Regions from separate parts of the Homo sapiens genome. Here regions 2 and 3 are each linked to region 1. A link is an interaction called in ENCODE POLR2A ChIA-PET data of the cell type or tissue named here. Cell type or tissue: OCI-LY7. All regions are shown on one strand. Links, peaks and the distances in the headings refer to the core of each region. The heading gives the core; the rest is flanking DNA. Region 1 holds the start of THEMIS2 (thymocyte selection associated family member 2). Region 2 overlaps EYA3 (EYA transcriptional coactivator and phosphatase 3). Region 3 overlaps PTAFR (platelet activating factor receptor).

Region 1 (10,122 bases), core at 3,537-6,036:
GTTTGAGACCGGCCTGGGCAAAATGACAAAACCCCATCTTTACAAAAAATACAAAAATTAGCTGGACGTTGTCCTGGTGCGTGCCTGTGGTCCCAGCCTCTCAGGAAGCTGAGGTGGGAGGATCACTTGAGCCCAGGAGGTCGAGGCCGCAGTGAGCTGTATCGTGCCACTGCACTCCAGCCTGGGCAACAGAGCCAGACTCTGTCTCAAAAAAAAAAAAAAAAACCTAGGTTGAACCCAGGGTGTTTGCCTCCAGAGCCAGTGCTCCTAACCAACCACGCAGCCAGCCCCTTCTGAGTGCCCTGTAGACGCCTGCCCCTATTGGCATGGCCATCTGTCCTCCGCACTCACCCCATCCGCACACCCACACCCTGTCAGGGCCTTCTCTAGTCACCATCACTCTGACTTCCACCATTTCCACCATCCCGCGTCAGGCAGGATGAGGAAACAGGTGTTGTAACACCAGCAGGCAAAGGGTGCTGGGAGGACGAAGACGCTTGGTCCTGGGCTGGGGGAAGAGCAAACAGATCCCAGGCGCCTTCCTGCAGAAAGCCCCTGGAGGTAGAGTCAGAATTTGAACCCAGATCTGCCAGATTCCCAAGCAGACCTGGAGAGACCCACTGCGAGGTGGTGGCCCCCTGCGGGACCCTTCATGAGGGACCTCCTTGGTCTAGGACCCCACTTGGGACCTCAAACACTCTGCTGGAAGCTGCTGCGACAGAGCGTTTTTCTGCAGCCAGGGAACAGGATGGGGCAGGGCCTTCAAGCCTCAGTTCGCTCTCTAAGGAAGGAACCCGCACCCCCACACAGCATCTCTCTCCTCCACCTCCATCTCCCCTACTCGGTGGCCCACGGGTCCTCCCTGCCCACAGAGCAGCACTGGCCACCCATCCACTGTGCTGTCTTACCCTGCCCTCCACTGTCTGTTATTCCCTCACCGCTTGCTCCTTCAGGCAATGACTAGTGACTGTGCGCCTGCTGTGTGCCCATCCCTGTGAACCAGGCCGCTGCGGGCAGACGGCAGATGTACGGGGGCGTGCAAGGAGCAGAGAGCCAGGAAGGCTTCCGGGAGGAAGCGCCATTTAAGCTGAGAACTGAAGAGCTGATCAAATCAAGTACTGCCCATGGTCAAACAGAAGGCCAAGGTGGACGCAGGGACTGAAGGAAGGCAGTGTAGAGGAGGGCCGGGGGAGGAGTGGGAGGACACAGACGGGAAGACTGACCCTGCACTTCAGAATCAAGACGCAGCCACGACCACCAGCGGCCTAATGCTGCGTCCCGGCGCGGTCGGAGCTCTGTCCCATGCGCACCGCGGGGCCACCTAGGAGTGGCCCGGCTGCATCCACCTCCCGCGCCTCAACCCACTGACTTTTCATCACTACCCTGCGGGGCAGGTCAGCGGTCCCCGTTCCACGAAAGCAAAAGCCGAGGTCCAAAGAGGTTGAGTGCGGCCCCAAATCACACAGCTTGGCCAGTGGCAGTGTCGGGATTTGAACCCAGGGGCAGTTTCCCCGGATTGCTAACGTCTTCTCCGGGTCTCTGCCCCCGCCCCACACCAAGGGAGTGCTCGGAGGGGTTCCAGCCCCCGCTCACCCTCGAAGTAGACCCCCGAGCAGACCCGCAGCACGCGCGGGAGGGAGGCGGGGTCCAAGGCGCGCACGAAGTCCTGCAGCGGCACCGGCTCCATGGTCCCCGCGGCTCTCTGGGCTCAGACTGAGGGGCGGGCGGGCGGTCCCCGGGAGCCCTGCAGCCCCGCCCCGCCGATGCCCCGCCCCGCACGCCGAAGCCGCCCCGCCAGCCCGCGGGAGCCCTGCAGCCCCGCCCCGCCGAAGCCCCGCCCCCCGCCCCCTGCAGTACCCTATGGGGAAGGGGCGATGATGAAGATGAAGAAGTCCCAGACGCCCCCTCAGCAGTGCTCCCAGTTAGAAAAAGGGGACGCGGCCCGACTTGTTCTGCGTCTCATAGGAGGGACATGCCTCTGCCCTTTGGGTTTGAGGAGGGAGATGTAGTGTCAGGGCTCCCGAATGTCCCTCCAGGACACTCCATGGTCCTCTATCGGAAACCTCCTGGTGAAGGGGATCTCATTACCTCTCCAGAACTCCCATACTCTTTCGATAATTATTGTCTACGTTGGCCTCGAACTCCTGGACTCAAGTGATCCTCCCACCTCGGCCTCCCAAAGTGCTGGGATCACAGGTGTGATCCACCTGTGAGCCACCACGCCGGGCCTCACCAATTCTAGTTAAAAATTCTTCCTAAGGCTAAAGAGAAATCTGCTTAGAAGCCGGACCAACCACTTATCCTGACCCCACAGGCTCGGGATAAGCCTTTTCCATTTCCCTGTCCCTCAGGAGTCAGACCAACATAGGTTCAAATCCCAGGTCTCCTCTTGCTCGTTGTATGACGTTAGGCAAATCACTTTGATTGTGTGAACCTCAGTTTCTTACTCTCTAAAACAGGGAGAAGAGGGCCGGGCGCAATGGCTCACGCCTATAATCCCAGCACTTTGGGAGGCCGAGGCGGGTGGATCACCTGAGGTCAGGAGTTTGAGACCAGACTAACATGGTGAAAACCCGTTTCTACTAAAAATACAAAAAAACCTAGCCAGACGTGGTGGCACACACCTCTAATCCCAGCTACTCGGGAGGCTGAGGCAGGAGAATCGCTTGAACCTGGGAGGCAGAGGTTGCAGTGAGCCGAGATTGTACCATTGCACTCCAGCTTGGGCAACAAGAGCAAAACTCCGTCTCAAAAAACAAAAACAAAAACAAAAAAACAGGGAGAAGAGGCTGGGTGTGGCCTGTAATCCCAGCACTTTGGGAGACTGAGGCAGGAGGATCACTTGAGACCAGGAGTCCTAGACCACCCTGGGCAAACTAGCAAGACCCTGTCTCTTAAAAAAAAGAATAAAATAAAATAAGGCCAGGCGCGGTGGCTCACGCCTATAATCCTAGCACTTTGGGAGGGTGAGGCGGGCAGATCTCCTGAAGTCAGGAGTTCAAGACCAGCCTGGCCAATATGGCAAAACCCTGTCTCTACTAAAAATACAAAAAAATTACTGGGCACAATGACTCACGCCTGTAATCCCAGTACTTTGGGAGGCCAAGTTGGACAGATCACCTGAGGTCAGGAGTTCGAGACCAGCCTGACCAACAGGGAGAAACCCCGGCTCTACTAAAAATACAAAAGTAGCTGGGCGTGGTGGCACGTGCCTGTAATCCTATCTACTCAGGAGGCTGAGGCAGGAGAATCGCTTGAACCCGGGATGTGGAGTTTGCAGTGAGCCGAAATTGCATCATTACACTCCAGCTTGGGTAACAAGAGCAAAACTCTGTCTCAAAAAAAAAAAAAAATTAGCTGGGTGTGGTGGTGCGTGCCTGTAATCCCAGCTACTCGGGAGGCTGAGGCAGGAGAATCGCTTGAACCCGGGGGGGCAGAGGTTGCAGTGAGCCGAGATCACGCCACTTTACTCCAGCCTGGGTAACAGAGCAAGACTCCATCTCAAAAATAAATAAATAAATAAGTAAATAAATAAAATATCCAGGCATGGTGGCATGCACCTGCACTCTCAGCTACTCAGGAGACTGAGGCAGGAGGGTGGCTTGAGCCTGGGAGGTCGAGACTGCAGTGAGCTATGATCATGCCACTGCACTCCAGCCCCAGCCTAGGCAACAGAGTGAGAACCTGTCTCTAAAAAAATAAAAAAATAATAAAATAGGAGAAAGAATTATATCTCAGCAGATTGTGAGGATTGAATAAGATGATATAGGTATTGTGCAAAATGCCATATTTAGTTTTTTTGTCACTATAAAAGTAACAAAAGACTTTTAATCAAAGATAATAACAGAAGTTTAAAATACAATGAATAAATTCTAACTAAAGAACATTTGATTAATAAAAAGCAGGCATTCTTTACCCACCACCCAAAATACTTACACTAACTACTAATATTTTGTTGTGTTTCTTTCTAGTTTTTTTTTTTTTTTTTTTTTTTTTGAGAGGGGTGGGCGGTCTCATTCTGTCACCCAGGCTGGAGTGCAGTGCTGCACACACAGCTCACTGTAGCCCCCAACCTCCTGGGTCAGGCTTCACAAAAGTGAAGGGTCTTGCCTAAGGTTATGCCAAGTGGAGACACTGGGATTTTAACCCGGCTCTGCTAGGCTCCTCCTGCAGGCCAGAGAAAATGACCGTTCTTCACTTCTTTCCCAGGTGCTTAAGCAGATTGTGGAAGTTTGCTGGATTTCTGCTCAGCCCAGTTATGTCTAGAATTTCAGTAGAGGATGGGCTTTGGAGATAGACAGAGCTGGGCTCAAACCCTGGCTCCACTACTTCTTAGCTGTGTGACCTTGGGCAAGTCCCATACCCTCTCTGAGTCTCAGTCTCCTCTCCCTCTTTACAACCAAGGCTGGCAGGAGACAGGTGTTGGTAAAAATGTTAGTGTAACCCAGGCACATGGGGACATGCCCAGTACCCCATATCTACAATCATTACATGATATTGTTCTTTCCCAAGACCTCCTGTGCCTCTGACAAGAGTTCTCATCTTCTTTATTTCTCCCAACACTCTGCATTCTATTTGAGGAAATAAGACACTCAATGGGAACCTGACTTCCTTGCGGTTGCCCGTGTAATGGAGGAACTAAAATCTGAACCGAACCTGCAGGTGGTCACGGCCCAAGCCCTTTTCACTTCCCCAGGTTGGGAGCACCAGCCTGGGGATCTGTCCTTGGCTCCTCAAGAGCTGAATGGGGCAGAGAAAGAAGCTCAGATTCCCACAGTAGGACAGGGGCAGAAAGGAAGTCCCCCCGCCCCCACCAGCTGTGAGGAGGATGCCTCCAGCCACCGGGAACAGAAGTTCCTCATTTCATCAACCCATCTCTGTCAGCTTTTGGACTCTGAAGGTGGATGGCTCAGGACCTCCTTTGGACAGTGCAGGAGGCAGCTGGCCACAGCGGCAGGGTGACAGGATGGGGTCAGACCCGTGCCTGCTGTGTGGCACCACACACTCCGGTATATGATGTGTCACGTGACTTGGTGTTTTTCAGCAACTTGCCAGGCAGGATGTGGGGTCCTCCCTCTCCTCCCGTGTTTCCTCCCACTGTAGAGGAAGGTAAGGGCCTAACACTGACACAGCACTGGGCAGCGGTTGTTAAGGTGTCCTGCCATCCACTTCAACACCCACCGGCGTGGCCCACTCACCCAAAGCGGTGGGAAACATCCCAGCAGCCAGCAGGGTCAAGGGCAGTGTGGCAGGGACAGGGAGAATGCCTGTGCTCTGAGGGCGAGGGATGGAGGCCCAGCACATCCCTGAGCCTGCAGAAGGGCTGGAAGCCCTCCGCATGCTGGCTGGAAGTTACCAGTGTCCCTACCGTGTGATGCTGCCAAGCAGTTTGCCACTCAGTGATACTCCAGGCACCCAGGCTGCCCACCAGAGCAGATACACGCCTGGCCTGTGGGTCCCGAAGTTGTCCTCGAGTTGCTCCCTCACTGGGAGAGCAAGATCCACCAGCTGGCCCAATGGCTTCATGGCGCCCTTCCGCAATGACCACAATACAAAGACGGCACCACAGCAGCCCACAGGTCTCCTGCAGAAATGCTCACAGTTCCCAGGCGCGACGGTGGCAAAAGGGCATGTCTTGTCTTGTAACTGTTTTCTGGATTTTCCAGAACACAGTTTGAGTACTTAAAAGAAATTTTTTTCTTCCAGTCTGGAGCCTTGTCTTATTTTTAATTTTTAAATGTTTTTTAGAGACAGGGTCTGGCTATTTTGCCCCCTCTGCCCTTGAATTACTTTCATATTAACAAAAACAACATGAACAGACCCTGCATGGCCCCTCTGAGACAACTGTGGAGATCATGGGGGAGGGGTTCTCCCCCCAGTGCAGGTTTTCACAGGAGTAAAATAGGTCACTTTCGGGAAAAGATGCTCAGCATATCTTTTTTTTTTTTTTTTTGAGATGGAGTCTCGCTCTTGTCACCCAGGCTGGAGTGCACTGGTGTGATCTTGGCTCACTGCAACCTCCGCCTCCTGGGTTCAAGTGATTCTTCTGCCTCAGCCTCTCGAGTAGCTGGGATTACAGACGTGCCCACCACGCCCAGCTAATTTTTTTGTATTTTTACTAGAGACAGGGTTTCGCCATGTTGGGAAGGCTGGTCTCGAACTCCTGACCTCAGGTGATCCACCTGCCTCGGCCTCCCAAAATGCTGGGATTACAGGCGTAAGCCACTGCACCCGGCCAATGCTCAGCATATCTTTAAGGAGGCAGGCGTGTCTGCTTGTAAAGCCTCAGAGGGCTGGCTCATGCTCCTGTGTGGTGGAAAATTAGTTCGACTCCCCTCTTGGCTTTTTTCTTTTGTTTTCTTTTTTTTCGAGATGGAGTTTCACTCTTGTTGCCCAGGCTGGAGTGCAATGGTGCGATCTTGGCTCACTGCAACCTCCGCCTCCCAGGTTCAAGCAATTTTCCTGCCTCAGCCTCCCGAGTAGCTGGGATTACAGGCATGAGCCACCATGCCTGGCTAATTCTGTATTTTTAGTAGAGATGGGGTTTCTCTGTGTTGGTCAGGCTGGTCTTGAACTTCCAACCTCAGGTGATCCACCCGCCTCGGCCTCCCAAAGTGCTTGGATTACAGGCATGAGCCACCACACCAGCGCAAAACCCTTAATTAAAAGAAATTAAGGAGTGTGTAAGCAGAAACTCAGTTGTATGTAAGAAAACCCAGTTCCCCCGAGGAAGAGAAAGAGCTGGAGTCCTTTAAAAATTAACTGCCTGTGTTTCTGTGGCTAGTGAGTCTTATCTGTCCCTTTCCCAGACATTGTGACAACCCTGTTTCTCTAGATGTGCAGCTGCAAGGTCACTAGGCAGATAAACTCAAGTCACAAAACGTGTTTTTCCTTGAAAAATAAGAAATGATGTAATACGTGTCTCAATTGATTAAATAACTGCCTTTGTTTCTCGCTTCTGTAGTATGCTTCCGCCTGCACAGTTCTCCCCCCGCCCCACGAAATGCTTAAAAGGTAACTTAACTCTTTGTTCAAGGCTCAGTCCTTTGCATGTTAATCTGACTGGGCCGGTGCACCTAAATAATTAACAAATATCCTCCTGAACCCCATAGATCTCTCTGATTCCTTATAAATCCAGCAACACTGTCACCCAGGCTGGAGTGCAGTAGTGCAATCACGGCTCACTGCAGCCTCAACCTCCCAGGCTTAAGCAATCCTCCCACCTAAGCCTGGTGCATGCCACCATGCCCAGCTAATTTTTTTTTTTTTTTTTTTTAATTTGAGACAGAGTCTCACTCTGTCGCCCAGGCTGGAGTGCAGTGGCGCGATCTCGGCTCACTGCAAGCTCTGCCTCCTGGGTTCACGCCATTCTCCTGCCTCAGCCTCCTGAGTAGCTGGGACTACAGGCGCCTGTCACCACGCCCGGCTAATTTTTTGTGTTTTTTAGTAGAGATGGGGTTTCACCGTGTTAGCCAGGATGGTCTCGATCTCCTGACCTCGTGATCCACCCACTGCGGCCTCCCAAAGTGCTGGGATTACAGGCATGAGCCACCATGCCCGGCCCATGCCCAGCTAATTTTTAAACCTTTTTTTATAGAGAAGGAATTTTGCTATGTTGCCCAGGCTGGTCTTGAACTCCTGGGCTCCAACAATCCTCCAGCCTCAACCTCCCAAAGTGCTGGGATTACAGGCATGAACCACCATGCCCGGCCCATACAATGAATATTATTCAGCCTTAAAAAGGTATAAAACTATGACACACGCCACAATATGGAGGAAACTTCTGGACATTACGCTCAGTGAAATAGGCCCATCACGAAACGACAAACACTGTATGATTCCACTCAGATGAGGAACCTAGAGTCGTGAAATTCATAGAAAGTCAAAGGGAGGCCTGGTGCAGTGGCTCACGCCTGTAATCTCAACACTTTGGGAGGCTGAGGCGGGTGGATCACCTGAGGTCAGGGGTTCAAGACCAGCCTGGTCAACATGGTGAAACCCGGTCTCTACTAAAAATACAAAAATTAGCTGGGCATGGTAGCGGGTGCCTGTAATCTCAGCTACTTGGGAGGCTGAGGCAGGAGAATCTCTTGAACCTGGGAGGCAGAGGTCGCAGTGGGCTGAGATCAAGCCACTTCACTCCAGCCCAGGCGACAGAGCAAAACTCCGTCTCAGCAAAACAAAAAAAGAAGAAAGTCAAAGGGTGGCTTTTCCCCAGCCACTGGGGGAACGGGGAATTTGGGAGTTGTTGTTTAATGGGTGAAGAGTTTCAGTTTTGCAAGATGCAAATGTCCTAGAGATTGGTTGTTTGCACAATGTGAACATACTTAACACGACTGAATTATACACTTAAAAATGATTAAGGGCCAGGCGCGGTGGCTCAAACCTGTAATCCCAGCACTTTGGGAGGCCGAGGCAGGGGGATCACGAGGTCAGGAGATCGAGACCATCCTGGCTAACACATGAAACCCCATCTCTACTAAAAATACAAAAAAATTAGCTGGGCATGGTGGCGGGCGCCTGTAGTCCCAGCTACTCGGGAGGCTGAGGCAGGAGAACGGCATGAGCCCGGGGGGCGGAGCTTGCAGTGAGCCAAGATCAAGCCACTGCACTCCAGTCTGGGCAACAGAGCGAGACTCCGTCTCAAAAAAAAAAAAAAAAAAAAAAGATTAAGGGCACATTTCTCAAGGTCTCCTGAGGACTGTGTCATGAATTTTTTTTTAACTGTTAAGATGGCAATTTTTTTTTTTTTGAGACAGTCTTGCTCTGTCACCCAGGCTGGAGTGCAGTGATGCGATCTCGGCTCACTGCTACCTCTGCCTCCCGTGTTCAAGCAATCCTCCTGCCTCAGCCACCTGAGTAGCTGGGATTACAGGTACCCGCCACTATGCCCAGCTACTTTGTGTATTTCTAGTAGAGACGGGGTCTTGCCATGTTGGCCAGGCTGGTCTTGAATTCCTAACCTCAGGTGATCTGCCTGCCTCGGCCTCCCAAAGTGCTGGGATTACAGGGGTGAACCACCACACCCGGCCAAGATGGTTAATTTTATGTTACGTGTATTTTACCACATTTTTTTTTAAAGACTGCTTCTAACCCTAAACCCAAAGTGTAGCATTGTTTATTCTTCAGCAGTGGTCTGGCTGGTATTGAGTTCCCGGTTGAAACAATGTTCCCCGCAAATTTGGAAGCATTGGTTCCATGGTTTTGCAGTCCTTTTTTTTTTTTTTGGAGACGGAGTTTTACTGTTGTTGCCCAGGCTGGAGTGCAGTGGTACTATCTCCGCTCACCACCACCTCCGCCTCCCGGATTCAAGCAATTCTACTGCCTCAGCCTCCCGAGTAGCTGGGATTACAGGCATGCACCACCACACCTGGCTAATTTTGTATTTCTAGTAGAGACGGGGTTTCTCCATGTTGGTCAGGCTGGTCTTGAACTCCTGACCTCAGGTGATCCGCTTGCCTCAGTCTCCGAAAATGCTGAGATTACAGGTATGAGCCACCACGCCCGGCCCAGAGTTGAATCTTCACACATGCAGAGGCAATGGGAAGGCCTGGGACTCTGGGAAGGGGAGCTGTAACTGGCTGGCTCATTAAGTTCACAGCAACCCTGAAATGCGGGTTTATCTGGTTCTTTCCATTTTATATATAGGAAAAAACTGCACCTAGAGAGGTTAAACTGTGTGCCCGAAGTCCCCCAGCCAGGAAAAGACTGAACCAGGGTTTAGTCAGGGTGGAACCCCACACCCACAGTGCTCCTCAGAAGAGGAAGGCCTGGGGAAGTTCCCTTTCTCATGGGGCCTCTGGAGCCCTCCCCATACGAACTCCCTGCTTGTATCTCCTTGCTGCTCTTACTTGCCCTAAGGGTTTGAGAATTTTGTTGAAACATGACTTCAGTTTGGTGGCCCCACTGTGTCACTGGGTTCAAGGTTGAGGCCATGTGGGTAGCACAGATGAAGGGACAGCCTCTGGATTTTGGTTGCTCCTTCTAGCTGGGAGGAAGAGGAGGGTGTCTTAGTCTGTTTCCTGTTACTGTAATAGAATGCTGCTGACTGGATAATTTACAAAGAAAATAAATTTATTTCTGGCCAGGCACGGTGGCTCATGCCTGTAATCCCAGCACTTT
Region 2 (10,122 bases), core at 3,478-5,977, 170 kb before region 1:
ACATCAAATCCATCAGAATGTCCTGTTAGTTTTACCTTCAGAATATATTTCAAAGTCTTTGCCTCATCCCCACTGTTGCTATTCTAGTCCAAGCCAGCATATTACTTACTTGATTCTTCTATAGTATAATGGATATTATATCTTGACTCTTTATAATCATTTTGTGGTTCCCAAGTACTGTGAAGATCAAGTCTCATTCATTCTCTAGAGAAGTGAAAATTGGCCTCAGTCTCCTAGGATGTTGTTGATTCCTTCCAGAATTAAATTAAATTGGAGGAAGATAAGGGTTTGGGTTTTTTAATATATGTGTCAACTGAGAACCATTATGTAGAATTCAAATAAACTTACCTTACATTCTTTGCAATGGATTGTCAAAACTTTAGATCTAATTGACATCTTCATTTTTGTCAAAATGATTAGAGGTGAATGTGATCTCCAATAATTATTTTTAAATACCTCAAACAATAGCATTGGACAAGCTCTTCTGTAATAAACTCACAGGTGTTGATTTGTCTTACTCTTGAGCATTTGAGTTGGCCCCTCATCTACTTTTGATCAAGGTTCTCTTTTTGGGTCAGGTACTCTTCCAGGGAACCTAATTAGACATAAAGTTAATTGGTTCACTTTTAATCAGATATTTACAGCGTTCATACCAGAAGTAGTAATCATGAGAGTCAAGCCTTCATAGCAGCTATTCCAGATGAAGTCATGGGGGTCAAGAGGACAATAGCTGGAAAAGTCTTTGAGAGTTCATCAGAGTATCACATCAGTTCCTCACGTCTGTCTGTGATTTGCCAAACTTAAAGCCTTCACTACAAAACAGAAAAAATAATAGTATAGAAGCATACTTGCATCTATTCTGCTGTTGATTATGCATAGCAGTAGCAGTGGTTTTAAAATAAGATTGGGTGCCTCCCCCAAATCTGTTTTCCTGCAAGTCATTCTTAAGGCTTTTACTCAATATAGTAAGCACTCAAAGAACAAATAAGCTGAAGTAGAATAATGTGGTTTTCCAGACATAAAGCTTGCTTTTTAAGTTTGCCTATCAGCATAGCCGAAAGCTTAGAAGGTTGCTTCATCTATTATTTTAGATCAGTAATGGGTAAAGGTAGAGATCCTTACCAACCTTCAGCTCTTTTCCATACCCCACCCTTCTTTTTTTAACTGCCTCTGGAAGTCTATAAACACATGTATAAACAAAAAAGTGAGATATTTTCTACCACATAGTCTTTCTATCTGGTGTCCAAGCTGTATTCTGTTAATTAGTTTGAAAGACTATACAGTGAGATGTGCAGTTTTCCCATTCCATTTTCGAAATGTTCTAACTTTTTAACCTGGTGATATTATCTTTCTTTCAGTTATGACATGCACCGATTACATCCCTCGCTCATCCAATGATTATACCTCACAAATGTATTCTGCAAAGTAAGTTGAATAATTATTTCCAAAATGCATATGCTTTTTCTGTAGATTCATTGCAAAATTTAATATTATTTTTCCTCTAAAATAATAGATATTTAAATTATTTTTACCTCTCTTATTCTATCGTCATTCCAATTTTTAATTCCCTCTAAATATAGTCTATGTAGTATCCTTTTAAAAAGTAGATGGTGTCTGCAATGGATCATTTTACACAAAAGCTTACTCTAAAATGAGTAGGCACTGAACATGCAAAATAGTGTTAGTGATCAACCATATCATTGATTGACCTCTGATCATTTTCTCTGTCCTGTACCTTGACATATAGCATACAGATTAATAAAAACAAGACTGAATTTCTCAGTCCAATCTGTGTTCGGTTTTTTTTTTTTTTTTTTTTTTTTTAAGATAGAATCTCACTCTGTTTGTTGCCCAGGCTGGAGTGCAGTGGCACGATCTTGGCTCACTGCAACCTCCACCTCCCGGGTTCAAGTGATTCTCCTGCCTCAGCCTCCCGGATAGCTGGGACTACAGGCATGCCACCACGCCCAGCTAATTTTTGTATTTTTTAGTAGAGATGGGATTTCACCATGTTGACCAGGCTGTTTTCAAACGGCTGACCTCAGGTGATCTGCCTACCTCGCAAAGTGCTGGGATTACAGTCGTGAGCCATCACGCCCAGCCTGTGTTCAGTTTCTTGATTGAGGAATGTCCTCAGAGTAGAACCGGGCTTGAAGTTAGACAGGTTTGGTGGGTTAGTCACTAAGAGGTTATGTTTTGGGCCTTCATGGGGTAAGATCAGCATTAATATCAGCCAGGTTTTTCATCTCCAAAGTGGGTAGGTGCAGAACAGTGTGTATACCAAGCTACCTATTGTGCGTAATAAAGAGTGGACCTATGCATACAAAGACACATACAAGTGCATTTATTAAGCCAGGATATGTGCTTATGTGCTTACAGCTGCTGGATACATAAAGAAATTGGTAACAAAAGCAAGAGATACTTTATGGGGCTGTTATAAAAAGGAAACTGTCTTTCTTTTCCCTGGTTATATCTGTTTTTACCTTTTGAATTTTCATTAATTAAAAAATAAACTAATTAAAAAGTCAACCCAATGAGTTCTTCTAATTTTTAATCTGGTATTAACACTAATGGTGTCCTTGGGCTAATCATTTTCATGTGACTTTCTTCTGTGAAATAACTGAACCTATTCTCTGAGATTATTATGAAGAAATTAGATACTAAATGTGAAAACACATTTGAGCTTTGGGCTACAAAGACTCTGCATGAAAAAGGACATTATGGTCTTTACCATATCTGGAGATTAATCCATTTAAGGTCACTAAGATTTAAATCATTCCCATGTGACTTGAGTAACAACTCTAACCTGAGCTATTTCCTGGACTCAGATCTGGCTAAGAAGAATAGTTATTTTTAAATTCAGTTTTTTAGAATGTACTGAGATGTTAATATGTTGCAGATTCCAAATTCATTTATTCATTCAGAAAGTATTTGCATACCTGCTACATTCAGAATTCCTTATTAGCTATCTTAATTATTCTATCTTAATTCAGACCTCTTTATTACTTATCTGAACTGTTTTTTAACTGGATCTCCATTTCCAGTTTCTCCTCCCTTTCTAAACCATTTTACAAAGCAGTGTCAAAATAATCTTTATTAAAGAACAGCTCTGATCTTGTCACTCTTTGCTCAATAATTTCAGTGGCTCTCAGTTTCAGATTTGCCTTTTAGCCTGGCATTCAAGGTCTTTGCTTCCTTTCTCTCGCTACTTCTCTTAATATACTTCCCTCAGTTATCTGTGCTCTTTGCAGGCCGAAGCCCTTGCTTTCCTTACTCTATACCCTCCAGGACTTTTTTCTTGTCCTAGAACACCCTTTCTCTCCCAGTTCTGTGCCTCTTATCTGCTCAGCTAGTATATCACTTCTTTATGGCCTTTCTTCATTTTCCTCTTCCCCCAAAGGTGAAAAAAAAAATTTCCCCTTTAAAACACCCCCTGCTATATTTTATTATGCTTACATGGTACAAATAGCATTTTCTTTTTTACTTATATATACAGTGTAACTCACCAAATGAGATAATTGGTATCTAAAAATTCAGTGCAATATCATGGATGAAACAATTATATCTGCTAGCTAGTGTAAAGTCCCAGGAGTTTCACTGCTGAAATCTCTAGCTATCCCTGATATGGTGGCACCAACTAGTGGCAGTATGCCCTGACTTAAATATCATTGAGGAGATTGAGTCCTGTCTGGAACTTCCCAGATTTTGTTACTTACCTGGGTTCTGTTTTGTAGACTTGATTTGAGGATATTGGAACCCATCTCTACTTCCGTTTTTTGATGTGTTTGCTTGCCTTTTCTCCACCAGCCTCACCCGCTTTTCCAGTCTCACTTTCCCTCTCAGAACTTTAGTTTGGTTCAAGGGGCAGGGTGGAGAATGAGAGCCAATTGCCAATCTTGTTCTCTTAGTTTTCTATTATATTAGGATTTTATTCTAGATGTAGGCATAAGAGCATGAATAAGTTTAATCCATCCTTGTGTCTCACATAGGGCCATGCATGTAGCACACTAGAAATGTTTGTAGGATAATTGGAACTTGGAGGGATGTTTGGAACTATTAAATTTTTCATAAAATTGTTCCTTGGGTTGATGATAGGAGAACGTAGAAAGGAGGAAAGACTTCTACTTTCTGATCATAAGAGCCATTTTAGGCCGGGCGCAGTGGCTCACGCCTGTAATCCCAGCAGTTTGGGAGGCCAAGGTGGGTGGATCACTTGAGGTCGGGAGTTCGAGGCCAGCCTGGCCAACATGGTGAAACACCGTCTCTACTAAAAATACAAAAATTAGCCAGGCATGGTGGTGGGTGCCTGTAATCCCAGGTATTTGGGAGGCTGAGGCAGAAGAATTGCTTGAACCGGGGAGGCAGAGGCTGCAATGAGTTGAGATCATGCCACTGCACTCCAGCCTGGGCGACAGAGCAAGACTCTGTCTCAAAAATAAAAAATTTTTGAAAAGAGCCATTTTATGTGGAAGATTAGTCTCCTTGTTGCAGATTCTTTGCTGTTAGTGGTGGTAGCTATTTTACCTATTTTTCGTTACTAAAGTAAATCACACAAAAGTTTTTGTTTTCATGAAATTTTCCAGACCTTATGCACATATTCTCTCAGTTCCTGTTTCGGAAACTGCTTACCCTGGACAGACTCAATACCAGACACTACAGCAGACTCAACCCTATGCTGTCTACCCTCAGGCAACCCAAACGTATGGACTACCTCCTTTTGGTAAGGCACTGTATTGTAAACAATTTCTAAGAATGTTGATTTTATTCCGCAGAAACTTTGATCAGCCATGCATCATTCTTTACAAAGCACTTAGTTACATATGTGGTTGGGTATGCAACTTTGCAACAGTATGTTTGATGCATGTAATAAAAAAATCATAGTTTTTCAGTACTCATTTAGCTATTTTGTATGTACTAAGTCTTGACCCTGAAGCTTGGAATCTTTAAGTGTTTGGTAAATTCTTTGAGGATTTGCTATTGATTTGACTTACTTTATATACAATGTAGTATGGTACTATCATTAGGAAAGCATAATAAATATATTTCGAGGTGGCCAATTTCTTGCTAACACCAGGTAGTCTGAATATGTATCATAGTTTGCTCTGTGGGGTTTTTTTTGCCAACTTCTCCCTCTCCTTTCTCCCCTAACCCCACCCAAAACTGATCAGATATTGTTCTGCTGAACCAAAAAGTCATTTTAGAATACCGGAAATCCCCAATTTTCTTATAACCTTATGTGCCTAGGGAGTTATTTTCATTGGTTTTAGGTGTCTTGGACATGAACTATAAATTAAAATGATTTATCAGAAGTCACTTTAAGGTTCTTTGGGCACTTAATATCTGTGCTTATTTTTCTATGTGTGTAAATGCAGTGTGCTTCATTGCTCCTTCCCTGCTTTCCTGAAATGGGTGCCAGAAAATTAAAAGAATACTATATTATTTAAAAATATGTAATATGTAACAAAATTATATTTCTATAGGCTTTATTTAATCAAGCTACGAATTAGAAAAATTTTCCAGACAGATGACCACACAGATTCTGGATGTATTAATGTACCTGCATCTAGTTTCTGCATTCCTGTTTCTCCTGACCTGTTTGGCTACTCTTTTATGATATTGGCAGCTTTCTTACTTTTAGGCTTGTTAGAATTCTTTGGCTCCTGGTAACTGCTAGAAATAAGAATTGGGAATTATGTTTAATAATAGTGGGGTTGATAACTTCATATGAAATGGGAAACAAATTTTCTTGTTTCCCCATTTGTATATCCATGTTTCCATGCCTGTTAGTACCAGCCAGGGTACTCAGATCTTATATTTATGATATGATTAACCAGCCAACACTGAATGGACCTTTTGAAAGACCCCTCTGTGAATATGTTTGTGTTTATTTCTTTTTGGTTATTTAAAGCTGATTTTTCAACAGTTGACTAATAATAGGCTAGCAATTATAATTTTTAAATTACAGTTTTTTAAATCTTCTGTTTTGATTTGAATTATTATTATTAGCCCTTTACAACAGTTGATCATTCCTGCTGTTCAATATTAAATACAACTCCTATTACATCTCTGAGCATGATTTATGGAATACCTCAGATAATTCTGTGTGCATATGGATCCTAGATATAATTAATTTTTTAAATGATCACTATATTTCCCTTAAACTATTATTATTATTATTTTGAGACAGAGTCTCGCTGTGTGCACCACCAAGCCTGCCTAATTTTTGTATTTTAGTAGAGACAGGGTTTCACCATTTTGGCCAGCTGGTCTCAAACTCCTGGCCTCAAGTGATCTGCCCAGCTTGGCCTGCCAAAATGCTGGGATTACAGGCATGAGCCACCACGCCCGGCCCCGTTTGGGCAGATCTCTTGAGGCCGGGAGTTCGAGACCAGCCTAGCCAACATGGTGAAACCCTGTTTCTATTAAAAATACAAAAAAAAAATTAGCCGGGCATGGTGGTGGGCACCTGTAATCCCAGCTACTCAGGAGGCTGAGGCATGAGAATCACTCGAACCTGGGAGACAGAAGTTGCAGTGAGCCGAGATGGTGCCACTGCACTCCAGCCTGGGCGACAGAGCAAGACTGTCTCAAAAATAATAATAATAATAATAATAATAATAATACATTAAAAAAGAAAAAAATTCTGTAAAGTAAATAGATCTCTATTAAAACCTTGAAGGATACATGTTTATATTGTATGCTGGTAATATTGTTAATAATAGGCTCCTTTAATAATCTGGTTTTGTTTAATATTTGAGGGCAAGGAAGACTTGTGTTTCCCAATTTCTTCTATCAGTAATTCAGAAAGAGATAATCATTAGCTTAAATTTGACTTTAAGTAATGTATGAGACTTACTGGAGAGAGATTTTGGTTGGGGTAATGTGAATGATAGAGATGGCATATTCTCAGAATTTACCAGAGAAATTATAAGAGAGGTTTGTAAAACTTTTAAAAGTGACTGTATTTTGAAAAGATGTTTTCTTGTGTTTTATCATGTGGCTTTTTTTGGTAATGTGTTAAATTAAGTAGGAGAAAACACTTGATTTCTTTCTTTCGAAATCAAGATTTTGATACATTGTGTCATCTTAGTGCTGCCTGTTTTCAGATTAGCTAATTCGTTTTATTTCAGATGCAAATAGGGCTTCAGAAAAATTCATTATAATAATATTACCTTGTCTCTATTATTTACTATAATAAGCTGTATACTAAGAATAAGTATTTCACGCTGTATAGTATTGTCTCATGTAATCCTCAGAACAGCCCTAAGAGGTAAGCTAGCTTTATCCCTTTTTATAGGGGAGAAGCAGAGTTAAATCATGTGCCCAAAGTTCATACAATTAGTAAAAGCCTGGGATTATAATTGAACCCAGGATTGTTTCATTCTAGAAGTGCTCATAACTTTAGGTCTATATCAAAAAGATGGTCTCAGAGTTGAGTTTGAAATTAAAAAGCTTCCTCCTCTTGAAGAAAGGAGAAAAGACTAGAAGAAATCTAAGAAGGCTATATGATGAGTAATCTTTTAAAGTAAAGAAATACTGATCATATTCTTCCCAGAGCTGTATACAAATGGGGTGGGATGGCAGAAAGGGGATTAGAAGTTTAACTTCTAGGAATCTGAAGGAGTATGTGTAAGGAAAAGGGTACTTGTTTAATGTTAGTGGGAGTTATAAAATATGCCTTTAGGTGCCACTGTTCTGATTTCTTTTAAAAGAACTTTAATGTGAGTTGGAGGAGTGGGTGATATGCATTAAGAGCCTTAAGGATGTTCATTTCATTTCCCTCAGTAATTTCACTTCTGGGAATGTATCCTATGGAACTAATTAGAGATACCCACAAAAATGTGCTGACCAACATACTCATTGAAGCATTATTTATAATATGAAAAAACTGAAAACCTAAAACTTGAATATTAAGGTATGTGTTAAATTGTATATGGCTGCTGCATAGCCATTATAAATCATCTTCTTAAAAAATATTTAGGGTCTTGAGAAAACAGTGTATTATTAATTGAAAAAAGCAATATGTAATAGCAAAAACACAATGTTGTAATACCAATTTAGTATTTTTAAAAATATGTGTATAGCCAGGTGCGGTAGTGCATGCCTGTAGTTCCAGCTACTTGGGAGACTGAGGTAGGAGGATCGCTTGAGCCCAGGAGTCCTGGGCTGTAGTGCGCTATGCTGATTGGGTATCTTCACTAAGTTCAGCATCAATGTGGTGACCTCCTGGGGGTGGGGGACCGCCAGGTTGCCTAAGGAAGGGTGAACTGGCCCAGGTTAGAAACAGCAGGTTAAAACCCCATTGCTGATCAGTAGTGGGATCATGCCTGTGAATAGCCACTGCACTCCGGCGTGGACAATGTAGTGAGACCTTGCCTCTAAAAAGAAAAAAAAAATGTGCGTAAAGAATAATTGGAAGCAAAAAAAGTGGCTGTTTTTCCTACAGACGTTTTAAAAAATATATACATATACTTTGTTTATAATCAGGAAAAGTACTTACATTAAATTACTTACTATTTATAATAGCCTATCCAAATGAGCTGCTGAATCAACAAGCCAAAATATCCTTTCATGTGCTTTTTCTAGCATTGGTGTGTACTTCAGTTCCTCACCAGACTAATCTCTAAAGAGCACTATACGAGTTACTATAAATTGAACTGATGAGATTAGTTTGGATAGTGACTAATCAATAGTGAAGTACTTGTGCTGAGAAACTTGGGTAGAGTTTGTGATAAGACCCCATTCTGGGGGCATCAGGAAGGCACTCAGAGACAGACTTACTTACCCATTGTTAGCTTGACAGTTTCTCTGCAGCAGGCTCTTGATGCTTAAAAGTACTTGAGAAACTTGGTAGTTGTTGGCATAGAGCAGTGGACTGGGAGTCCTGTAATTAGGGTTTGGTTTCCTTGTTTACTATGAGCAATAGTGCTGTGGAGTCAAACCATTGGATCATGCTGCCTATTATCTGGAATTCTGGGAGGGTTGCTTTTAGAGGAAGATGATTTGCATGTCTGAAGAGCCAGGTCTACAGTGATGCTGGAGGTACTGTCTGTATTGTTTTTTATTCCTCATAAAATAATTATATATTAGACATCTACTTTATGTTTCTGGCCAAAGATATTCAAAACTAGCTAGCTATCTCCTACTTATTTTGGACATTTGTGTTCTAATTTTTGATCTTATAAGAGGGAGACTATCAAAACATTCTCAGTTGATACTATTGTTATTAATAAGGTATTATTTTCATATAGTGTAAAAATAAACATGTTTATAAATCTACCACCTTAGGGTCAAAACCTATTTGGAAAAAGAAATCACAGTGATGACAATAAATCTGAAAGTTATTGTGACATTGAAATAGCAATTTGTTTACCAAAAAGTGTGATATACAATCAGCAGGAATCATAGCACTGATACTCACATTTTACATCATAAATGTTTTAAAAATGACATTCTCAAATATTTTTATTGTTGAAAATCAGACATGGCAAGAATCTTAATTATGGCTAATCTGGACAAGACATTTAAATGATCATGAATTATGATGGGGCAAACGCTTCTAATTCATGCTAGCGATGTCAGTATTCCTCAGTCTCTTAAAATAAGTTATTTCATGTGATTAATAGATGAGAAAAGAATATTACATTTTCTTTTTATGCATTAAGAGTTTGGGGCAAAGCCAGGCACGGTGACCCATACCTATAATCCCAGCACTTTGGGAGGTCAAGGCAGGAGGATCATTTAAGGCTAGGAGTTTGAAACCAGCCTAGGCAATATGACAAAACCTTGTCTCTGCAAAAATACAAAAAGTAGCCAGGCGTAGTGTGCCTGTGGTCCCAGCTATTCGGGGGTTTGAGGCAGGAGGATCCCTTGATCCCAGGAGGTTGAGGCTGCAGTGAGCTATGATTGCACCACTGCCCTCCAGCCTGGGCAACAGAGCAAGACCTTGTCTCAAAAAAATTAAGAAGTGATTATCATATCCCACTGTTGGTCTTTTTAAGACTTTCATATTTCTCTTTACTATTCCTAAATGTACTTATCAACAAATTGGACAAATCTGAGTTGCACTGAAGTATCTCAGTGCCCTGGTGAAGCAGAGGTTCTCATTCTCAAAGTATTGTA
Region 3 (10,122 bases), core at 4,617-7,116, 280 kb before region 1:
CTGCAACCTGGTCATCATCCGTACCTTGCTCATGCAGCCGGTGCAGCAGCAGCGCAACGCTGAAGTCAAGCGCCGGGCGCTGTGGATGGTGTGCACGGTCTTGGCGGTGTTCATCATCTGCTTCGTGCCCCACCACGTGGTGCAGCTGCCCTGGACCCTTGCTGAGCTGGGCTTCCAGGACAGCAAATTCCACCAGGCCATTAATGATGCACATCAGGTCACCCTCTGCCTCCTTAGCACCAACTGTGTCTTAGACCCTGTTATCTACTGTTTCCTCACCAAGAAGTTCCGCAAGCACCTCACCGAAAAGTTCTACAGCATGCGCAGTAGCCGGAAATGCTCCCGGGCCACCACGGATACGGTCACTGAAGTGGTTGTGCCATTCAACCAGATCCCTGGCAATTCCCTCAAAAATTAGTCCCTGCTTCCAGGCCTGAAGTCTTCTCCTCCATGAACATCATGGACTGAGCTGGGGGAAGAAGGGATATCTACTGTGGTCTGGGCACCACCTCTGTGGGCACTGGTGGGCCATTAGATTTGGAGGCTACCTCACCTGGGCAGGGATGATGGCAGAGCCAGGCTGTTGGAAAATCCAGAACTCAAATGAGCCCCTTCATCCGCCTGTGGGCGCATACTACAGTAACTGTGACTGATGACTTTATCCTGAGTCCCTTAATCTTATGGGGCCGGAAGGAATGTCAGGGCCAGGTGCAGACCTTGGGGGAAGACTTTAAACCACCTAGTTCTCCCCGATGGGGCATCGGTCTAAAGCTTTGGGGGAGTGGGCGCAGTGGCTCACACCTGTAATCCCAGCACTTTGGGAGGCCGAGGTGGGCAGATCATGGGTCAAGAGATCGAGACCATCCTGGCCAACATTGTAAAACCCCATCTCTACTAAAACATACAAAAATTAGCCGGGCATGGTGGCACACGCCTGTAGTCCCAGCTACTCAGGAGGCTGAGGCAGGAGAATCGCTTGAACCTGGGAGGCAGAGGTTGCAGTGAACCTAGATTGCACCATTGCACTCTAGCCTGGCAACAGAGCGAGATTCCATCTCAAAAAAAAAAAAAAAAAAAAAAAAAAAGCTTTGGGCAACTACTCTCAAGTGATAGAGGTAGACTGGGTTAGGAAAGGACACTGCCCTCACTGTATGGCACTACCTTGGGGCAGACTTTTGAGCTAAGATGTTGCCATCCTCTCTCCACCCTCCGGCACAAGGTCTTTGTGACCTTTCTCAGGGGAAGGGGCTTGATGGAACCTTCTCTGACTCATCTGGCAACCTGTCCCTAATGGTGACCAAAGAAGATAAAACATGAACAGACCAAAAGCTAGGACAAGAGCTTGCTTCCCAAGACAGACGTGTCTGTCTGCAAAGGCCTTGCCTCTAGTCCAGTCAGCTCTGGGGGAGTGGGAAGGAGATGCCCACCTCCTCTTTCTGTCTCAACAATAGTCCCTAATTAAGTACCTTCTGTGGGGCAGCCACCCACTGAGGGTGGGCAAAGGCCCCTTGAAAGCAAAATTGGGGCTGGGCTCAGTGGCTCATGCCTATAATCCCAGCACTTTGGGAGGCCAAGGCAGGCAGATCACCTGAGGTCCGGAGTTCGAGACCAGCCTGGCCAACGTGGTGAAACGCCATCTCCACTAAGAATACAAAAATATGGCTCATGCCTGTAATCCCAGTACTTTGGGAGGCTGAGGTGGGCCGATCATTTGAAGTTAGGAGTTTGAGACCAGCCTGACCAATATGGTAAAACCCCGTCTCTACTAAAAATACAAAAAAATTAGCCTGGCGTGGTGGCGCATGCCTGTAGTCCCATAGGCTGTAGCTACTGGGAGGAGGCGGAGCTTGCAGTGAGCCGAGATCACGCCACTGCTCTCCAGCCTGGGCGACAGAGTGAGACTCTGTGTCAAAAACAAACAAACAAACAAAAAAGGCAAAATTGGAGCTGTCCAGGCCAGGACACCCCGATGTCCAGGGGCTTCCATACGAACAGGCACATGGGCTGGGAAGTACATGAGGCCCCTGGGTAGAAGGGTCTGTCAGTTCTCTCCTCCCTTGCCCTCTGGGAGGGTCCTCCTAACATAGCTTCCAGGAGGTGGGAGGAGCAGTTACTGTCAGCAGGTGTCAGCCAGGTGTCAGCTTCTCCTGGGGATCTCTAGATGTCTGCTTGTGATTTTTGGCAAGTATATGCAAATGAGCCTCCTCTCCTGCCCTGAGACAAGTATCTGCAGTGTGAACCTGGCAGCCTCAGACCCAAGGGGCTCAGAGGAAACTTCTCTGGTTTCTAGAGCTCTGTGCTCCTTCAGAGAAGTCTTCCTTCCTTCCAGTCAGTGTCCCTGTGAAGCTGGGATACTCATTTCCTGTGTACCGGGCAAACACCGGATTGCTGATTTTGAGAAATGCCTCTCGATGGACCTGTAACCTGCTGGAGTCTGGGATGGTAGCTGTGGGCTGGACTTGGCTGATGGGATGACCCGGTGGCTAGTGCAGCATCACACAAGCCTGGTTCAAGTCTTGGCTGTGTCATTTCCTGCTGAGGGACCAGGCACTGAATTTCCTACCTCTTAGGGTCATTACCTATGAGGTTAAAGCTACCTCATGGGATTGTTATACGCCACTAATGTTGAGGCAGACACCTCTTGGCAGGGTGACTGCTCATCTTAGACCCTCCCCTTTTCTGCGAATTTGGGCCCCTTGATCCTCTGATGGGAGCTGAAAGGATGAGAGGTGGGCATCTAGATTTAGGGAGGCTGTTCAGGCTTTGCAGGTCCCTTACCTGAACACATAGAAACCCTGGAGCTGTGACTGTGTCCATGTGTGTGTGTTTGTCTGTGTGTGTTGCGGGGGATGGGCACCTGCATGAATGTGGTAGAGAAAATGGCTCTGCTCAGAGGGAAGATACGCATAGCAAGGCAGGGACCAGAGGAATCACAGGCGCCTGGAGAGCAGCCGGGCACCGCCTCCAGGGACCTGCCGGCTTCCCTCAGTCCTCCAGGGGCCCAGCACTCTTCCTTTAGGCCCTGTGAGCGTCCCTTGTCAGGATACATTCTCTCATTTTGCTGAAGCTGATTTGATTGGGTGTCTGTTTCTCGCAGCCAAAAGAGCTCTGAATGAGGAAAGTGCTTCTGTGCTAACTCCCCGCGTCTCCTGAATTTCAGTCATTCATGTACCCGCCTCGAAATTTTTGCAATATCTGTGTACCAACTGTCCATTTACTTAATAAAGAAGTTTTCTTTAAATTAAGTCACTTTTAAAAACTTACATTTATTTGAAAGAAAACATTATAACATAATTGTAAATGAAAACTAATACTACCTGCCACAAATAGAAGGTAGACATAAACATAAAACCGTAACTATAAAAATGTTTCTCGCCTGGGTGCGGTGGCTCACACCTGTAATCCCAACATTTTGGGAGGCTGAGGAGGGTGGATTGCTTGAGCCCAGGAGTTCGAGACCAGCCTGAGAAACATGGCAAAATGCTGCCTCTACAAAAAATTTGTGGGTGTGGTGGCTCACGCCTGTAATCCCAGCACTTTGGGAGGCCAAGGAGGGCAGATTACCTGAGGTCAGACGTTCAAGACCAGTCTGGTCAACATGGCGAAACCCCGTCTCTACTAAAAATACAAAATTAGCCGGTCATGATGGTGGGTGCCTATAATCCCAGCTTCCCAGCTACTTGGGAAGCTGAGGCAGGAGAATCACAATCACTTGAACCCGGGAGTTGGAGATGGCAGTGAGCCGAGATCGCGCCACTGCACTCCAGCCTGGGTGACAAAGTGAGACTCTGTCTAAAAAATAATAATAATAAAAAAATTAAAAAATTAAAAAAATTAGCCAGGCGTGGTGGTGTGTGTCTGTAGTTCCAGCTACTTGTGGGAGGCTGAAGTGGGAGGATTGCTTGAGCCAGGAGGCTGAGGTTGCAGTGAGTTGTGATCATCATGCCACACTGCATTCTGACCTCGGTGATAGAACAAGACCCTGTCTCAAAAAAAAAAAATAGTTTTTCTGTGTTGTGTCTAAAGTCACTTGACATGTCTCAGTGACTTGTGTACACACTTTAGGAAACTCTACTTTGATGGGTATAAAGTGCACAGGGTCTCAATAAAGAATAACTCTGGGCCCATGCCTGCAATCCCAGCACTTTGAGAGGCCAAGGCAGGAGGATTGCTTGAGCTCAGGAGTTTGAGACCAGCCTGGGCAACATAGCGAGACCCTGTCTCTAATTGGAAAAAAAACAAGAGTAACTGACAGTTCTGAGACAGTGACTTGTGATTACCTCCTTGCTTCTCCCAGGATGTTGCCCCAACACATAGACCATGCGCTCATGGGGATCAGGGGGATGGGAGGAGTATATTAGGTTGTAGCCCATGCTCCAGCCTTGTTGATCTCCTCACCACCCCAGTACAGCCACCTTTACTCCTCCTGTATCCTCTGTCTTTTCTGTTTTTTTCTAAACTTTTTTTCCTGGAGGTGGGGTCTTGCTATATTGCCCAGGCTGGCACGCAATGGCTGTTTACCGGCATGCCTATTGCACACTACAGGATCGAACTTCTGGCTTCAAGTGATCCTCCTACCTCAGCCTCCCCAGTAGCAGGGACTACGGGAATGGGTCACTGTACCCAGCCCTTCTCTTCTTTTTTATTTTATTTTGTTTTATTATTATTATGTTTTGAGATGGAGTCTCGATCTGTCACCCAGGCTGGAGTGCAGTGACGCCAGCCTGGCTCACTGCAAGCTCCACCTCCTGGGTTCATGCCATTCTCCTGCCTCAGCCTCCCGAGTAGCTGAGATTACAGGCCCATCACCATGCCTGGCTAATTTTTTTGTATTTTTAGTAGAGACGGGGTTTCACCGCCTGGCCAATTTTTTTTTTTTTTGTCAGTGTTGACCAGGCTTGGCCTCAAACGTGTAGCCTCGCCTCCCCGAGGGCCAGGACGACCGGCCTGAGCTGCCGCAGCTCCCCTCTTCTTTTTGACATATCCCAGAATACTCCAATAGGTAGCCTTCTGAATTCCTCCAGGCAGCATTTTGGGACTGGGAGGGTCCAACATTTGTATACCTTAATTACTGTGACCATTGAAATTAATTCCTTTCAATGCCTGTCTTTCCTATCCTGGGGGGCAGGAACCGGATCTAAATAATCTGTCTCCAGTTTCTCACATATAGCCTGGAATTGAGATCTGTCTGTCTCCAAAGTGTACAGCTTCCCCAGGGTTTAGCATAAACAGACATGTTGACAGATACATGCAAATATTTTAAAAGGTTTTGAGAAGACTCTATAGAGATAGATGGAAAAGAAATGTAATACATGTTCTTCCAAAGTTCTAGGTCCATATTTTAAAGGAAGATGTAGGGAGTTTTCAGAGAATCAGAACATCTTGGAGCTGGGAGGGTTCAACCCCTTCATCTTACTAAGGAGATCGTGGGGCTCAGAGAGACTAAGTGATTGCAGAAGTTACACAGTGTGGAGCTGCAGCGGATGCAGGGCTGGCTGTTCACCTGCATCTCTCCATTCTTGCAACGGTGACAGGAATTATGGGAAAAGCTGAGTTGTAATTCTTTTGATGAAACATCACTGATTAGAATTTCCAAGGCATCCTGTGTATCAGGAAAGCCTCACCTTGCATTTGCCCCTGATCTCAGCTTTTGCCTCAGGGAACCACCAGTGATCTCAGTTGGAGAATGCTTGCTTATGTAAGATCTGGCCTCGTTGAGATGAGTCATAGACCCAAGAGTGGTAAGTGGAGGTCACAGTTGACTAGACCTGGATACATTTATGCCTGTTTTTACTCATCTGTGTTATATATGTGCTCAAGACCTAAGGCCACAAAGAGATATAAGACCTTCTTGTAAAGCACCTGGTTTTTGTGCAGACTTGGTATTTCTGTATAAAAAGTCCTATTCCCTTTGATATCCTACCAGCAAGCCATCCTCCCACATACCCATCTGTCTATCCACCTATCCATCCCTCCATCCCACCATCCCTCTATCCATCTATCTATCCCTCTAACCATCCATCCATCCATCCATCCATCCATCCCTCCATCCCTTTAGGTACCCAACAAACACCTATGGAGTGCCTATTTTGGTCCAGTAACTATGCTAAGCACAATTTTGATCTGTTATCTCACTGAAACCTCATACTCCCTGAAACATGGGTGGTTTTATCCCGACAGAAATGAATAAAACAAATGTTACAGCTCTTTTAGAATTTGTCTAGCAGGCTTTTCAGTTTTTGCCAGAAAGCCCCTTAAAAAAGAAGGGAAAAAAAGAAATGAATAAAATAAATAAGGACCCAAGCTGACTGAATAAGACATAGTGGCTGCCTCTCAGGTACCTGGTACAGAAGGAAGGGGGACCCAGCTATTTGCTTGCCACTTTCACCTATCTTATGTCATTGAGTCCTCACAACCACCCCACAGAATAGAACATTTCATGCCCATTTTACAGATAGGGAAATCGAGTCTCAGAAGGGTTCAGAGATTTATAAAGGTAAAAGAGCTACTAAGTGGCATAATAATATTCAAAGCCAGATCTGCCTTAGTAAGCATGGGTCCCTTTCCTTCTCTCCTCCCACTCCACCATGTGGCTGTACCCTTGCCCAAGCCCCTCCAGGCACAGCCTCCTAAGCGCTGGGACAGGGCTGTCTTGGGGGAATGACCCAAGAGGCCTCCAGTGGAAGGTGAGGGCCTCCGCCTTGCTGTTTCTGGCTTCCTCTTTGAGGCCTCTGTGCTCCCTATGCATGTTGAAGCCCCAGCAGCAATGACTGTTCCCTGGGCTCAGGCTGTGCTCAGCTAGGGAGGGTACTCCTGAGGGTGGATGGCGTCCATGAACACAGTGTTCCAGAGACCCTCAGAAGCCAGAGTGGTCATTGTCACTGGAGCTAGAAGGTGCTCTTAGATGTCACCTGGATCCTGACAGCTCTGTAAGGGGAGGGACAGAGGTGGCCACTCAATATTTGCTGACCACTTACTGCAAGGGGAACTTCACGTCATTTACTCCTCCCAAACACCTATGGGTAGAACTGCCTCTTCCCTCTGCCTGAGTTACTTTCTTCCTGGATAGCAACATGGCTCACTCCCTTGCTTCCTTCAAGGCTTTGCTTAAATGGCCCCTTCTCGGTGAGGCCTGCTTGACTACCTCACTTAAAAATGTAGGCTTGGGGCCTGGCGCAGTGGCTCACACCTTTAATCCTAGCACTTTGGGAGGCCGAGGTGGGTGGATCACCTGAAGTTGGGAGTCGAGGCCGGCCTGGCCAACATGACAAAACCCTGTCTTTACTAAAAATACAAAAATTAGCCGGGCATGGTGTCAGGCACCTGTAATCCCATCTACTCGAGAAGCTGAGGCAGGAGAATCACTTGAACCTGGGAGGTGCAGAGATTGTGGTGAGTTGAGATCATGCCACTGCACTCCAGCTTGGGCAACAGAGCAAGACTCTGTCTCAAAAAAAAAAAAAAAAAAAAAAATGGAGGCATGGGTAGGAAGCGTGCAGGGTTTCATGGCCCTGCAGCCTCATTAGACTCAGTACCCTCCTGAAAAAAAAAATTAAAAATATAACAGCGGTGCTTGCTTCGTCAGCACATAACTAAAACTGGAACAATATAGAGATACAGATATGGCCCCTGAACAAGGATGACACACAAATTCATGAAGCATTCCATATAATTAAAATAAATTAAAAAAAATGAAAACCAAATCCCCACCCCCAAAATACAGATGCTTAGAGAGTAAAGTGATTCCCAAGGTCACACAGCGAATGGCTGGCCTAGCTGGGTATGTCCAGCTCCAAAGCTCATTCTGCCACACTCCCTTCCCCTGTGGACATCTTTCATGATACAGAATGTGAAGGTCCCTATCTTCCATCTTCCAGACAAGAAAGACGAGCATCAAGCAGGTGAAATGACTTACATCCAAGGTCACGCAGCAATAATCAGGATGCAGAGATCCTTATTTTACCTCTACTGTGCAAGATGCTTCTCATACATTTTTGTCTGAATGCATGTCATTTTCCTTCTTTTTTTTCTTTATCTTTTTCTTTTTTTTTGAGACGGATTTTTGCTCTTATTGCCCAGGCTGGAGTACAATGGAGCAAACTTGGCTCACTGCAACCTCCACCACCCGGGTTCAAGCAATTCTCCTGCCTCAGACTCCCGAGTAACTGGGATTACAGGCATGCACCACCACGCCCAGCTAATTTTGTATTTTTATTAGAGATGGGGTTTCTCCATGTTGGTCAGGCTGGTCTCAAACCCCCGACCTGAGGTGATCCGCCCGCCTCGGCCTCCCAAAATGCTGGGATTACAGGCGTGAGCCACTGTGCCTGGCTAACATGTCATTTTCTTTTATCATCATTTTCCATTCTCATCCTCCACAGCAGTTCTAGTGCAGGCGATATATATCCTTGATGTAGGTATGCTTGTAAAACGTATAGTGTTATTCTGTGTGTGTATCCATTTTAAATTTACATAAAAGTTATAGTTCACATAATTTGACCTTATTCTGTGTCTCATTTCCCCTGCCTCAGCATTATTTTTGCAATGGAATCATGTTGGAGTGTGTACATCTAGTTCAACAATGTCAGTGTCTGCTGGGTCCTCCACTGTGTACATCCACTACATTCTACCCATTCCCTTGGTGATGGACACTCAGGTTGCCTTCTGTTCCCTTTACTTTTCTTTCTTTTTTTGGGTGGGGGATGGTGGGGGATAGAGTCTCTCTCTGGCCCCTAGCCTGGAGTGCAGTGATGTGATCTTGGCTCACTGCAACCTCTGCCTCCCAGATTCAAGCTATTCTCCTGTCTCAGGCTCCCGAGTAGCTGGGATTACAGGTGCCCGCCACTGTACTGGGCTAATTTTTGGATGTTTAGAAGAGACAGGGTTTCATCACGTTGGCCAGGCTGGTCTTGAACTCCTGACCTCAAGAGATCTGCCCGCCTCGGCCTCCCAAAGTGCTGGGATTACAGGTGTGAGCCACTGCACCAAGCCCCGTTCCCTTTTCTATAACCAATGCTGTGAGATTCTTCCAGGTGTTCCCTATGGACAAATATAAGAATTTTTCTAGAATGTAGACCTGGGAGTGACATTCCCAGGTCGTAGGCTACACTTATTTAATTTGGTAAAGAATTGTCAAATTGCTTCTGGAATGGCTGCACCAGTCTACATTCCCACCCCTAGTTACACAAATGTGTTTATTTCTGTGCATTCCTACCAACACTTGGCACTGTCCAACTTTAAAATTGCAGGTAGGTGTAAAATAAAAATCTTGTTTTTAGTTTGGATTTCTCTAGCATTACTTTTTTTTTTTTTTTTTTTGAGGCAGGTTCTTACTCTGTCACCCAGGCTGAAGTGCAGTGGCATGAACATGGCTTACTGCAGCCTTGAATTCCGGGGCTCAAGTGATCCTCCTGCCCCAGCTACCCCAGTAGCTGGGACTGCAGGCACACCACCATAACTGGCTCACTTTAAATTATTTATTTATTTATTTATTTATTTAGAAGGAGTTTCACTCTGTTGCCCAGGCTGGAGTGCAGTGGTGCAATCTTGGTTCACCACGACCTCTGTCTCCGGATTCAAGGAATTCTTCTGCCTCAGCCTCCCCAGTAGCTGGGATTACAGGCGCGTGACATCATACCCAGTTAATTTTTGTATTTTTAGTAGAGACAGGGGTTTCACCATGTTGTCCAGGCTGGTCTCGAACTCCTGACCTCAAGTGATCTGCCTGCCTCAGCCTCCCAAAGTGCTGGGATTATAGATGTGAGCCACCGCGCCTGGCCAATTTTTTCTTTGTTTGCCAGGCTGACTTCGAACTCCTGAGCTCAAGCAATCCTCCCTCCATGGCCTTCCAAGTTGGTGGCATTACAGGGGTGAGCCACTGAGCCCAGCAATCTCACATTATTAATGGTTTGTAATCATGTACTCATTAGACATCTGAGTTTAAATTCAGACAATTCTGACTCCAAAGTCCATACGGTGTCACAGAATGATCAATAAAGTGGTCTCTGGGGCCACATTGCCAGGGTTCAATTTCTGTCTCTGCCACTTCCTAGTCTGTGATTTTTAGGTAGACTTAACCTCTCTGTGCCATTTTCCTCATCTGTAAAATGGGAATAATTATAC

Evidence for each region. Peaks named below come from ENCODE experiments on the same cell type or tissue, not always from the same donor. Only the 100,000 strongest peaks of a DNase experiment are listed, where the experiment ranks them.
Region 2: POLR2A ChIA-PET joins it to region 1 with 6 read pairs; 3 of 35 experiments call an interaction of 5 or more read pairs at or near these places.
Region 3: POLR2A ChIA-PET joins it to region 1 with 7 read pairs; 2 of 35 experiments call an interaction of 5 or more read pairs at or near these places.

Annotation. Positions count from the first base shown.
Region 1 is chr1:27,864,137-27,874,258 of GRCh38, reverse strand. It overlaps THEMIS2 (thymocyte selection associated family member 2), which reads right to left and starts at 1,715. Exons shown (of 6, transcript NM_001105556.3): 1 at 1,594-1,715. The coding sequence starts at 1,687. RefSeq lists a silencer at 1,598-1,867, an enhancer at 4,541-4,590 and a cis regulatory region at 6,625-7,146. In OCI-LY7, for the core only: no CTCF peak of the experiment used is centred there; a DNase peak (open chromatin) is centred at 5,018; H3K4me3 peaks cover 1,480 bases; H3K27ac peaks cover 1,736 bases.
Region 2 is chr1:28,030,142-28,040,263 of GRCh38, reverse strand. It overlaps EYA3 (EYA transcriptional coactivator and phosphatase 3), which reads left to right. Exons shown (of 18, transcript NM_001990.4): 5 at 1,359-1,425; 6 at 4,584-4,720. It also overlaps the pseudogene RN7SL559P. Among named protein-coding and RNA genes, the nearest start is that of EYA3, 53 kb to the left of the region's middle. In OCI-LY7, for the core only: a CTCF peak has its summit at 3,646; DNase peaks (open chromatin) are centred at 3,623 and 4,643; H3K27ac peaks cover 1,584 bases.
Region 3 is chr1:28,140,289-28,150,410 of GRCh38, reverse strand. It overlaps PTAFR (platelet activating factor receptor), which reads left to right. Exons shown (of 2, transcript NM_000952.5): 2 at 1-3,245. The coding sequence ends at 418. It also overlaps the pseudogene RNU6-176P and the pseudogene RNU7-29P. Among named protein-coding and RNA genes, the nearest start is that of PTAFR, 31 kb to the left of the region's middle. RefSeq lists enhancers at 1,980-2,119, 1,714-2,214 and a silencer at 5,770-5,819. In OCI-LY7, for the core only: no CTCF peak of the experiment used is centred there; a DNase peak (open chromatin) is centred at 5,720; H3K4me3 peaks cover 1,019 bases; H3K27ac peaks cover 1,520 bases.